Linked DNA regions of Homo sapiens: region 2 is linked to region 1. Evidence: chromatin contacts called from ENCODE Hi-C or POLR2A ChIA-PET data. All regions are on one chromosome and are shown on one strand. The core of a region is the stretch at or near the end of the contact, and the rest is flanking DNA. Distances in the headings are between cores, read along the strand shown.

Region 1 (6,765 bases), core at 3,939-6,438:
TTAACCTTTTAATCTATTTTGTTAAAAACTAAGACACGAACACACGCAAAAGGTTAGAGTCACCAATATCACTGTCTTCCACCTCCACATCTTGTCCCACTGGAAGGTCTTCAGGGGCAGTAACATGCATGGAGCTGTCATCTCCTACATTAACAATGCCTTCTTCTGGAATTCCTCCTGAAGGACCTGCTTGAGGCTATTTTACATTATATATAATATACACAGTTTTTTGAGATGGAGTCTCGATCTGTCACCAAGGCTGGAGTGCAGTGGTGTGGTCTCGGCTTACTGCAACCTCTGCCTCCCAGGTTCAAGCAATTCTCTGCCTCAGCTTCCCGAGTAGCTGGGATTACAGGCACCCGCCACCATGCCTGGCTAATTTTTTTGTATTTTTAGTAGAGATGAGGTTTTACCATCTTGGACAGGCTGGTCTTGAACTCCTGACCTCATGATCCACCTGCCTCGGCCTCCCAAAGTGTTGGGATTACAGGCTTGAGCCACTGCGCCCAGCCCAATCTAAGTGTTATTACAAAAGCGTCAAAAAGTTAAAAAATTGAAAAGTTTATGAAGTAAAAAAGTTACAGTAAGCTAAGGGTAACTTATTATTGAAGAGTGAACAGTTTAAAAAATAAATTTAGTATAGCCTAAGTGTACAGTGTTTATAAAGTGTACAATAGTGTACAGTAATATTCTAGCCTTTCACATTAACTCACCACCCACACACTGACTCACCCAGAGCAACTTCCAGTCCTGCAGGCTCTGTTCAGGGTAAGCAAACATTTTAAATCTTTTATAGGGTATTTTTACTGTACCTTTTCTATGTTTAGATACATAAATTCTTACTGTTGCATTACAATTGCCTACAGTATTCAGTGTAGTAACATGCTATACAGGTTTGTAGCTAGGAGCAATAGGCTATACCACATTGCCTAGATGTCTGATACACCATGCAGGCTATACAATCTAGGTTTGTATAAGTACACTCGATGCTGTTCACACAATGATAAAATTGCCTAATGATGCATTTCTTTAGAAGTATCCCTGTTGTTAAGCAATGCATGACTGTGTGTGTGTGTGTGTGTGTGTGTGTGTATGTGTATACACATACACACAGGGGGAGAGAGAGAGACAGACAAGAGAGAGCAAGTAGGCTGCAGGCTAAAGACCCAGGGAGGAGGTGATGTTTCAGTTGAGTCTGAAGGCAGTCTGCTGGCAGATTTTCTCCTCCTTGGGGGATGTCAGTCTAAGGCCTTCAACTGATTGGATGAGACCCATTCACATCGGGGAAGGTAATTTGTTTGATTCAAAGTCTAGTGATTTAAATGTTAACATCATTCTAAAAATACCTTCACAGCAACAAGCAGACATGTTTGACTAAAGATCTGAGTACCATGGCCCAGCCAAGTTGACACATAAAATAAACCGTCACAGAGACTAACTGACGTCTCTCCATCCTGGTCATTGGAAAGCTTAGGAGCCTCTTGTTTGTGGACCATGGGTGGGCAGTGGGGAGATTTCTCCTGCAGACAAAAACCCAGCATGCTGGCTTCCCCCTGCCCAGCACAGAGCTGAGCCATACTCATGGGTCAGGAGGAAGAACCACTCACAGGGGCATGCACACTGTAAGGTCCCCTGGACTGGGGCTGCTGTCTTGGGGGTGGATGGGGTGGGTGGTTTGGTGGAATATCCCTCTGGATCAGCAGAGCAGCAAATGCATTCCTAGGGAGCCCCACTCTATTAATGGGATGTCCAAAGGAGACTCCTGGGTGTTGGCATGACCCGCAGCCCTTTCTTCTTCCCAGAGAGAGTTAACAGTACATAGGATTTCTAGACCAGGAATGTCTTCTTTCCAGAATGTTCTCAAGCCTTTCCTGTCAGTAACTGTTCATCTAGTAGAGTTCCTGCAGGAACCTGCAGGCTCTGGTTACACCCTTGTGGGAACTGGCTGGGTCCTCCAGGTAGAAAGGGAGGCGCTGAGGAGTGGGGAGAAGCTTTAGTCGTGGCATCTCTATGGAGCAAGGAGCCCTGCAGTCTGGCTGCCTAGACCAGCCCAGTTTCTTTGGTTCTCTGAGCCCAGTGAAGACAGGCCTGGTCACACAGATGGCATGTCTTTGACCAAAGGCTTGATTGTGTCCTCATCTGGCAGAGACCAGCACAGCCCACCAGTCATCTCGTCATCTGTTTCTACCTCTGTGAGCTCAACTCACGGAGAAAGGGTATGGTAGCATGGGGAACCCTGGAACACATAGAAGGGAGACATCTAGTGCAACCCAGGGGTTCAGGGAAGGACATTTGAGGAGACATCAGGATAGTACCTGGTGAAGTTGTGTGTGTCTAAGTGTCTATGTGTCCTTTGCAGAGGTCCCAAATTAAGACAGAATATGGCCCAGTCAAGGCCCTGCAAGTGTTCAGTGTGATTGGAACCTTGAGTCGTGGATGGAGGCAGTGGGAGGCAGCACAGAGAGGCAGGTTCTTAGCCTCGCAGGTTACAGGCCAGGCTTGTGAGCAAGACTAAGGAGTTCAGACTCCATCCTATGGACAGCAATGGGGCAGCTTTAAGTTTTTGAGAGCTGACAATATGGAATGGAGGGAGTGAGGCTGGGGGCTGGGGCCATGAGGAGGCTGTGGTCGTTACCCGGGTGACTGAAAGGAGGACTGTGGCCATGGAGGTCAGGTGGAGGGTGCAGAACTGGATGCCACTGACAGGATGTATTGGTTGGATGATTGAATGTGCAGCATGATGAGGAGTGAGGGGCCAAGCATGATGGAGGCCAGGTCTCTAGCTTGGGGGCTACTTTAATGGAAAGGCCACCACCTTCTTCAAAGGTGTTGGGCTCCCCTTTTCTGAGGCTCCCATCCAGTTCCCATGAGCCCCCTTACTGTAATAGCCCATCACATGAACTTGAACTTGGCTAGGATTGCCCAGTGCCATTGTCAGTTTCTTGGCACACAGCCCCAAGGTCAGCCTGAGATTGGGGGCCTGGCCCAGGGATGAGTGGGTGGGAATGTGGTGATGGGCAAGTTCAGCTGAGGCTGCATAACTCTGCCAGGGCACTGGGGCCGGAGACTGGATGCCCTTTGCAGGGGCTCAGACCTCTTCCTTGACTCCTGGTTCTGGTGCCCCAGGGGTTGTTGCATCTCCCAGAAGGGGGCTGACCTGGCTGTTCTCAGAGATATTTTCTAAACTGCTACCTTGTGGCTGCAGTCTAAAGGTTGGCAGTTACATGTCAGAAAAATCTGCATGGAGTGCCTACTATGTGCTTGGCCCTGTGCTGGGTTCTGAGTGAGAGAGGGAGATGCAACACCTGTGAAGTGTATAGGGAAACCAAGCTGTGAGGCAGGATACACTAGGAGACCAACTGCTGACACCCAGTGCTCAGAAGTGTATTTGGTAGCAGCTTAGGAAAGGGGAAAGGCAGTGTGGACCAGAGTTAAGGAGGTCTCAGGTAGGAGGAGCAGCTTAAGTCTTGTCCAATGCTCATATAAAGTAAGGGAAAGGGAGGTGTTGTCCAGGATGGGGGAATGGTGAAAGAAAGGCAGGGTCCAGGAGTGAGCAATGAGAAGAGTGGCTACATGTGTGTGTTTAAATTGCACAGGTCTGGCATTGCTTCTTTATATGTTCTCTAAAGTCTACAATGTACAAATTATGCATTTCTGGTTCTAATGGGGTGGAGGGACAACTGGGTACATTTTCCCTTTTGCATCATGAGTTGAGGCAGACAGCTTGGTTTTGCATGGGCAGTGGGTACAGCTTATCTCACTGTGCCACAGATGAGAGCAGGGTTGGAGAGTGCAAAGCACTCCTTGGCCCAGCCGGTGGGAGCTGCTCAGTGCTCCACCCTAGGCTCTGTTTTCATCAGGGCTTCATAACCCACTCTGTCCCCAAGGCCTCTCAGTCTAGGCCAGGCCTGTAGCATGTCACCATGGCAACCTTCTGGAATCTCAGCATGGTTAGAGGCACAGTGAAGTCATTAGATGACCAGTCATGAAAATCGACACCAGGGAACTAGTTTCCAACACCAAGTTCGTGGGTGGGGCATTGGGGTACACAGTGTACAACCTAGATGGCTGTGGTCAGCACTTCTGTCATCAGGCAGGAGCGAGTGGACATCTGGCTGAGGGGCGGGGGGCTCGCTCAGCCCATAGTAGTGGCAGGCAGAAGGATAGCAAGGAGAGTTCTGTGTCATTTCCGAGATGGGGGAAGGTCTGGCCTGGGCCTGACGGAGTGGATGGCTCAGCCAGCTGACAGTTGTGTTGGGTCAGATGTGGCAGTGTTTCCCCTGCTGTTTCCTGAGGCCCATCTTGGCCTCTCCTGACCACATCCTGCCCCTGCAGTATACAGTATAGTGGCCCACAGCATGGGCTGGGGTAGCTTGGCTGGCCCATGGGGGCTTGCCTTAGGAGGGCAGCCAGGGGAAGGGCTGTGGGATATCCAACTTGTGTGCTAGGTATGCTAGGTAACTTGATTCCTACACGTGAGGGTTTTTCCATTTGTCAAATTGGTTTTTCCTTCTGGTTGCACAGTACAGATAAGCCTGGCTCAACTGTCAGTGGGCCACCAAGCTGCCCTCCTTCCTTGGATGGCTGCCTCTGCGTTCTTCTGAGTTTCACCTGCCCAGTCTGTTTTCCTCACTTGGGCTGGAGTCATCTTCCCAAACCTGCACCTGGAGAGTGAGCTCCTTAACTCTGCAGCTGGAGACCTGGTCTTGCCCACAGCTCCCACCTCATCACCTCAGCCTGTGCTCCTCCCATCCCATTGTTTGGAAACTTCTCCTCTCACCCCTCTGTCTCCTCTTCCAGGAGGCTCTCCCTGATCTTGCCTCTGTGCTTCCCAAAACATCAGTGCCACTCATTTCTCATTGCCCTGGTCAGGCGGTGCAATATCACCTGCCCTGATCAGGTGATAGACTTGCCTGTCTATCACCTCTTTTCAGAGTGAGCTCTTTCAGCAAGTAAGCCCTATGCTTAGGGGGAGTTTTCTGAACCAAACCCATTGTGAACGGGACCCAGGAGGGATGGGGAAAACCCTCTGTGGCTGGTGATTGCTGAGCAGCCTGAGGAAAGGACTTTTGCTTCTCCAGAGACTCCTGGGCAGACCATGCCACTGAAGAGCCAGTAGAGTCAAAACTCACACTGAAGTTGGAAGGCAGATGATAACACTATTAAGCTTCCACACAGAATGCTTACCGTGTGCCAGCACTGTTTCGCAATGTTTGCACATCTTATCTCTAACCGTCACAGGGCTCTGGAAGGTTGGTAGTATCATAAACATTCCTCCGATGAAGAAACTGAGGTTCGGAGAGGTTAGTTGACTTGCCCAAGTTCCCACAGCTGGTAACAGTTGGAGCAGGGATTAGAATCCATGTTGGTGTCATCTCAAAGCCCATTTCTTTCCATCACTTCACCCTGGTTCTTTGTGAGCCTGGCCTGTGGGAACAGACCTTCTCCAGAAAGGTCCACTGAAGCCTGAAGAGCATGTGCTGTTTGTTTCTTACCCAGCATTCTGTCAGGGTCCCTGGCACGAGCATCTGAAAACTTATGTAAACTCTTAAGGGCATGAGCCCTGACATCAGGGCCCAGCTCCTTCTCTGTTAGTGTTTCCTAATTGATACTATCCCAGTGATTGCTTTAGAAATTGACTTTGATGAAAAAGCTTTTAATTACATAATAAATTACTCTCAGAGGAACAGGCCGTTGTGTCATGGCTCTGCCACGTGTGGGGCAGGGAGCTGGCTGAAGGGAGTGTTTGGGATGAGTTGACATGCATCCTCCCACAGCATGCCTCTGCATTTTTCCGTGGTGACTACAAGATGGATTTTGGGACTTGAATGGCCCACCGGGATAACACACAAGTATATGGGCCACAGGGAAATATCTGCACCATTTTGCTCCTAGTGGACCAGAGAAAGCTGAATGTGAAAGAAGCCTTGTTTTGAAATGTGTTTTCAAAATAAAGGGTTTCATAACAATCACGATTGCAGAAATAACTGCTGATGGGAATAACTTCCTGGAAAGCAGAGGCCTCCATGACAGTTGGGATTTAAAAGGCTAGACCATGTTACAAAACAGGTTTACCTAATTGAAACTCAGCATTGCTGTTCACACACACACACGCACACGCACCCCTCTCTTAGGCTGAGGCTTTATTGTTAGCCTCTGATGCCCTTTCATTGGTAGCCTCTGATACTCTGCCAAGGACCACTGGGCCTTTGTTTCAAGGTTTAGGGCAACATAGGGTGCTGAAGTGGACTTTCCATTCTCCTTCTGCCTCCATGTCCCTGGTCTAAACAAAGTGGCTGGAGGTAGCTGCTTGTGTATTGGTTGCCTTGAGATTAACTGTATGTCTCTGCCTCCTGGCCACAACTGATTGGATCAGGCATTGAGGCCCAGCCAAAGGCAGCCCCTCAAAGGCCAGCGAGATGGGCTGTTGCAGGATGCTGTTTAATAGAAACTCAGTGTTTGGTATTGTGGTTAATGGGCCCGATCAGATCCTCTCCTCTGTGGTACCTAAGAGAGATAGTTGAGAGCAGGCAGGCAGATAAAAGGCAGAAATCAAGAGTTTTAGAAGCAATGGGATAACAGGATAGTAGGGACTATTGAGAGGGCAGCTGATAGCAACCAGAGGAGACAGAGGAACACCAGGTCATGAGAATGTCAGAACCATGGGAAAACAGTGGCCTCCTGAAGGTAACTCTTGTTGTTTATGGGGCCTGGCTGAGCACCTACATGCAGCCTTACAATAAACATTCATCCTCTTTGGGTCGA
Region 2 (6,586 bases), core at 2,036-4,535, 180 kb after region 1:
ATTATTTTAGACACATTTTCTGATCGCTCTCAACCTCAGTTTCTGGTTGAGATCCGTAAAATGCCAGTCATCACTCCTACCCAATCTCCCCCAATGAGGATATCCTGTCCTGGAATTAGGGGTTTGCTGGTGAGCAAAACTGACTACAGCACTAGGGGCAGAGCCACCAGCAGGCCTTATTGACCAGAGCCATGACCCTTTCCTCCTGAGGGCCTCTGCGGCCCCTGACTAACCCTGTACTCATCCTGGGAGATCCTGGCTTGGCTCAGTCGCTGGCTGCCAGGCATGGAGCTGGCTCCTGACAAGGAGGCACATTTGTGATCATGGCTCTTTCTTTCCATCCTCATCCCAGAGAGAGGATTCTGTCCTGATCTTCCCCAACCCTCTACCACCTAGAGTGTGCATCTGGCTTCTGGCTCACCATCGCCCCCAGGAAATGTCTACAGGATGAGTCATCAAGGTCCTCCCGAGCTCCCAGGTCCAATTCCTCCTTGGCTACTGCTCGGGCTTATCAGAGTCAGCGTCCTTGTTCCCCAGCAAGCCGAGTTCAGACAATCTCTTTCCGGAGATTATGTTCCCAAGCCTCTGTGGCGGCCAGGCCTTTGATAACCACCTGGTGAAGCGGCCTTCAACTCTCCTCCCACGGAAGCATTGAGTTTCAGAGCCGCCCTGCCTGAGGGGTGCTGCACAGCCAGACCTCAGGTTAGATGAAAAGCAAGTGCCAGGAACTGCCTGGGCCAGACAGAGATGGGGCAAGGCCACTGCCAGATAGCTTGGGCCACTGTGGGCTGCGAGCATTTTCTCTCTTCCCTGACTCTGTTTACACCAACCTTAGAGACCCCCTTCAGCTGGGTTGATGTTTATAATTGAAAGCAAGCACATGCTCTGGTATCAAGCCCTTTATAGAGTATTTACTCTGTGCCAGGCACTGTTTTAAAATTTTTAAATTTTTAATTACATTCAATCCTCACCATCGCTTGATAAATAATTTAATTTCCTTCATTCCCATTTTACATATTATAAGATTGAGGCTTAGGCCAGTCAAGTAACTTGCTCATGATCATGCTGCTGGCAAGTGGCAAAGCTGGGGCTTGAACCAATGCAGCTTGACACCAAAGCCTGGACCCTAACTCCTATACTGCCAGACTGAGTCACAAGCTGGGGGACATTAGGGACCCTCCAGTTCAAGCCTCCTGCTTGACCAATGAAGACTGTCATCAGCTCACTGGTGACAAATGTTCTGGAACCTGGTCTGCCTAGCTCCTGGGCCCAGAAATCTTTCCAAGGATGTTCAAAGTCTTTTATTATGTGGGGAAGGTGGCCTTTGAGGGTGGGGAGAAAGGAGACTGTTTGGTACTTGCAAATCCCTGAATTGATAGCGGTGGCAAGATACTTGGATTCAGAGCAGTGAGGTTTGTGGTTGAGGGATCCTCTGTCACAGGCACTAAGTACCATGTATTGAATTCGCTGTTTACCAAGTGTAAAATGGTCAGTCCTCCCAAAGGCGATTGGGCAACAGGGACCAAGAGCCCTAAAAATGTTCCTATACTTTACCCAATAATGCCACTTCTAGGACTGTATCCCAAAGAAATATTTTGAAATGCCAGCAAAGTTTTTCATATCATTGCTTTTGCAATGCCACAAAACAAACAAATATACAAAGCCTACACTAGAGGAATGCTTAGATTAACCCTGGCTCAGCCCAGTGAAGGAAGACTATGCAGCCTTCAAAAATGGGGTTTACAAACAGAATTTAATGAAATGAGAAAAAGCTTACTGAAAATGTCAAGCCATAGGTGTGATGGGAGGAGCTGAACATCGAACCACAGAACGATAAATACTTTAGGATCTCAATTATGTAAAGAAAGTGAACCAGGTTGGGGAGGGGCAGGGGGAGACTGAAAGAAAAAATATCATAATTTTAATTGTCTCTCTCTGCAATTTTTGGTGTTTGTAAAATTGTCTACAGATTTAGCTCTACTTGTGTGGTTGGAGAAGACAACCAACCAACCAGCCATAACAATAAATAGAAGGGAAATGTTCCTGGCTGGTGTCTCTCCAGACTGTGAGGGCAGGGGCAGCTCTCACAGGGCACCAGGGCAGGGAGGGCTCGGGGAATGTCAGGGGCACCCATGCGCTGAACTGACCTAGAAAACTCCCTGCCTCAGAGCGATGGCATGGGGGCAGCATTCCAGCTTGCCCTTACTCTGGGGAGCTGTTTGCGCACGGGGTTGCTGTGGGCAACTTTTCTGGCTGGGGTGCTTCTCCACACAGCCAGCTGAGCCACTTCGCCTGTTGGTCTGGGAGAGCCTAGCCTCTCAAAGCCTCATTGTTGACCCTCAGAGGAAGAAGCAACTTCACTGATAGAGTGACTCAGCTGGCCAAGAGTTGATACTTACCCCAGCTTCCCTTCATTCCCTCTGTAAAGCAGAACAAAGACTTGTTGCCTTGGGAAGGTGCTGATGCTTTGAGTACATAGGCAAAAGCAGAGCCTCCAGGCCAGAAGAGATCTGAGTTCAGGTCCAAGTTTGAGGTCCAGAGGGGTGGCTGGAGGGTCAGGAGAAACCTTGACATCCAGGATGCTCTGCAGGGTCCAGAGTGCTGGGCTTTAGTGGGCCCACCAAGTCCGGGCCACACCTCTCTTGGACACCCACCCATGTGGAGCTGAGCATCCAAATGGCTTGCATCCCAGGCAGGCCTCGCCTGGCTCCTGGCATGAGTGGACAGAGCCTGCACTCAGGATGTTGTGGCCCCAGCTGCATCAGCACTAACAGTACCTCCTACTTATTAGTGCCAGTCCTGCATGGTGGGCCCTGCCCAGAGCTACTCAGATCCACACAGAAGTCAGTAGCATGAACAGTTAGAACAGCCTGGGACCTGCCCCAACCCTAGGCCTGCTGCCTTGGGGAATCGACAGTGAATGCACTGTGGGTCAGTGTCGGGGAAAGAGGAGTCAGCCTCCATGAATAGCCATAGAATGTTGAGGAAGATTCCTGCTTAAGCAAGCAAAGCAACTACTTCCACGTGGCGTGGTTGACAATGAGGCTCCATCATGTGGAAGCCTGAGCTCATCATAGCCTCCCTCTGTTCCTTTGATTGCCTGTGCTCTGGTTCACTCCTGAAGCCCCTCAGACTCAGGGGCCGAGTTGTGTCTCCAGCCCCAGAGCTGTGCACATTGCATGCATATGGCCACCACCCTGGATGACAATTCTTGACCGTAGCTGGCAACACACAGCACTTCAGCTCATTCTGGCAGTCCTCGTCTCTACTCTGGAGTCTGACTCACCCCACAGGAGTGTTCTCGGGCTCACTTTGCTGGATATCATCAGGGCATCGCGTGCTCTCTCTCTGGTGGCTGGACTGGCTCAGCTAAAGTATGCTTGGCATCTGTGTGTGGTCACAGGAAACAGTTATGAGGTTACTGTTGCTGGTTGTTTTGGTTTTGTGTTTTGTTTGTTACTGTTTCCTAAGAATGCTTAGATCAGATAGAGATGTGGTTATGTAAAAAAAGAAGAAGAAATTTTGGCTGTGAACGGCAAGAAACATCACAGTGGTCTTTCGGTCTTTCCACCTATTTTGAGCTACTATTTGCTGAGTGCTTGCTGTGTATTCTGCTCCTTTCTCATTACATTTCCATGAATCCTCAAAATAACCCTATGAATTAGGTATCGTTTGATCACTCGTGCATTTCAAAGCTCTTTACTGAGTTGTTCCTAAATGTCAGGCATTATTATGACCCCCCGTTCTAAGTTGCAGTGACTGAGGCTCAGGGAGCTTAGGTAATTTGCCAGGGATTCAAGGCAGGAAGTGGTGAGAGGTGAGGTTGGCCTGGTGGAGGTAGGTCCAGATCTGGGGAGGGGATCAGTGTATCAGGCCAAGGAGTTTGGGGATTTCAGCTGAGAATGAGACCTTCCAGAACATGACGTAGAACAGGTGGGGTGTGTGCATGTGTGTGTTGCGATTTTTTGGGAAACGACCTGAGGCAGACAGAGGGCTCAGGTCTTCTGGAGATGAGCCTGGTTTGTTTTAAGGCTCCCCATACTTTCACTCAACAGAACAAACACAAAAGGAAGAGCTGAGAGCACAGGAGCCATTGAGGCTCTGAATTAGGAATCGTCAGATTTGTTTTATTGGATTTGATTTTCTGAAAAAACTACCTACAAAACTCGGTGTCTTAGTCATTTGGGCTGCTATAGCAAAGTTCAAAGGACTGGGTGGCTTACAAAAAATAGGAGTTTGTTTCTCACAGCCCTGGAGGCTGAAAGCTTAAGATCAGGGTGCCAGCATGGTCAGGTTCTGGCGAGGGCCCTCTTCCACGTTGCAGAACGCTGAGCTCTCATTGTGTCCACACATGGGGGAAAGAGTGAGCCAGCTCTCTGGCCTCTTATTATAAAGGCACTAATCCCATTCATGAGGGCTCTACCCTCATGGCTTATTATCTCCCAAGGTCCTACCTCCAAATACTATCACAGTAGGATTAGACTTCAGTATAGGAATTTGGGGGAGACAAATATTCAGTCTATAATACTCAGATTACTTTTTCTTTCCCCCAGAGCAGCACAAAATGTTCTAAGTGGACACCTACCATGTGCTTGGGCCTGGGCTAGCTGCTCCAGGGAAGAGAGAAGGGGGCAGAGAGGGGAGAGAGAGAGAAGGAACAGGAACAGGTGTGTTCTCTGCATACAGGTAGTTATAGTTCAGGTGAGGTGATGAGAGCCACACCCATTTCCATGCTCTGTGACTGGGGTGCTCACAGGTAACTCCATGGAGGAGATGGCATCTTAAAAAAAGGATAAGAGCTGGATTGGTGGTGAGATGGAGGAAAGGACATCACAGATAGAAGGCCCAACGTGGCTAATGGAGGGGATTGTAGTAAGTATGATTGTCAGGGGCAAGGCCTAGCTCCAATGAAGCGGAGGAGGGAATGTGTTCTTGAAAGCTTTAGCAAATCTGAGATGTTCCTGCTCATCTGGCCTCATCTGGAGAGTGAAAACCACCTGTCTTGGATTTCTTGCCCGCTCCACTCCCACCTGGGGAATAATTCCTGAAATCCTTTTCTAGTAAAATGCCCATGCTCCTCTCTCCCAGTTATCTACAGAGTTTAAGACAAGAGGTGACGTAGTGAGTAGGAGATTCGTCTCCAGATCAGAGACATCTGGGCTTTAGTCCTGGACTAGCCACTTGTCACACTGTGGTCTTGTGCATATTCTTAGACTCTCTAAATCTTATTTTTCTCAGCTGCTTAAAGGAAATAATGGGAGTTTCTCTTTCATCACACTGTTGTAAGAATCAAGTGAGATGTAACCCTTATAGCTTCCAGTGTCTCAGTGGCTCAGACTTTGTATAGAGTCTCATTCAAAGAAGCTCAGTCCAAGCACCAAAAATAACTTAAAAAGTACTTCTTCAATCTTTGTTGCTTCTCTTGAATAACATTACAGGAGATCTCTTGCGTAACCACCACAATGATTCTGAAAGATGCTCTCCTCCTCACCTCACTTCTCCCATATCCTGTACCTACTCCAAAAAACCCTCACTCACTGAAGGGTTTTTCTGTTCTCTCCCCATTGATGAGCTGATTTGCATTCGAATATGGCAAGTGGAGGAAGCCTCTGAATGCTGATACATCAGTAGTTTTTGACCCATTACAGAAATAGCGTCTCTAAAGCACTTAGCACAGAGTCTGGCTCTTTGTAAAGTCTCAATGCATTCTCTTATTAATTAGAAAAACTGTGAAAGCAAATAATAGTTACTAAAAAATTAGAACTCAGGGCCCGGCGCGGTGGCTCGTGCCTGTAATCCCAGCACTTTGGGAGGCCGAGGCAGGCGGATCATGAGGTCAGGAGATCGAGACCATCCTGGCTAACACGGTGAAACCCCATCTCTACTAAAAATACAAAAAATTAGCCAGGCGTGGTGGCGGGCGCCTGTAGTCCCAGCTACTCAGGAGGCTGAGGCAGGAGAATGGCGTGAACCTGGGAGGCGGAGCTTGCAGTGAGCCGAGATCGCGCCACTGCGCTCCAGCCTGGGCGACAGAGTGAGACTCCATCTCAAAAAAAAAAAAAAAAAAAAAAAAAAACCAAAATTAGAGCTCGAAAAATATTATCAGATAGTACAAGTAGTTCTTTTTCTCCTAAAAAAAAATAGCTGAAGACAGTTATTTAAATCTTGAAAACCTTTAAAAGAAGCTTTCCCCTAATGTTTAATTCCTTAGATCTTCCTCCTAAAACTGTGTCTGTGGATCAGCAAGGAAACTGCCTCCCGGTTCTGCTCTGGTGGCCTCTCTAATTCTCGACATTATTGCCCTGTTTCTGAAAACCACAGTGAACACCCTGAAACTCTGGGGACAATTCTGACAACTTTGGAGCTGGGAGGGAGTTCATGGCCCCTTGGCTTCCAAAACAGAAAGAGGGGCTATGACCTGGCGCTTGGGATTGTCAGAGTTAGTTGGATTCTGAACTGAGAAGAACTGTCTGAGGACAGAGGGGAGATGGATAGTGCAGAGAAAGGATCATTCATTCATTCATTCACTCAACAGCCCTTCGTTGAGCATCTATTGGTAACAGATTGTGACATATTATTTTTTCCA

Evidence for each region. A loop is a pair of places that touch in the nucleus more often than their neighbours do. ChIA-PET counts read pairs that join two places held with the same protein, here RNA polymerase II (POLR2A).
Region 2: POLR2A ChIA-PET joins it to region 1 with 11 read pairs in BJ. The contact joins two enhancer-like sites. A Hi-C loop is called at or near these places in 8 of 168 maps with a recorded cell type or tissue (Caki2, DLD1, IMR-90 and 5 more) and 1 of 37 single-sample maps with no recorded cell type. POLR2A ChIA-PET finds 5 or more read pairs at or near these places in 3 of 52 experiments (AG04450, BJ and HCT116).

The regions. Positions count from the first base shown.
Region 1 is chr3:139,116,488-139,123,252 of GRCh38, forward strand. The region is part of intron 2 of BPESC1 (blepharophimosis, epicanthus inversus and ptosis candidate 1); the gene reads left to right. Among named protein-coding and RNA genes, the nearest start is that of BPESC1, 16 kb to the left of the region's middle. Within about 2 kb of position 5,189, at least 6 of the 41 ENCODE cell types and tissues checked have a DNase peak (open chromatin) inside an H3K27ac peak, as active enhancers do; they include HCT116, where a contact is called at or near this core.
Region 2 is chr3:139,299,111-139,305,696 of GRCh38, forward strand. No RefSeq gene overlaps it. Among named protein-coding and RNA genes, the nearest start is that of MRPS22, 42 kb to the right of the region's middle. Within about 2 kb of position 3,286, at least 4 of the 41 ENCODE cell types and tissues checked have a DNase peak (open chromatin) inside an H3K27ac peak, as active enhancers do; they include HCT116, where a contact is called at or near this core.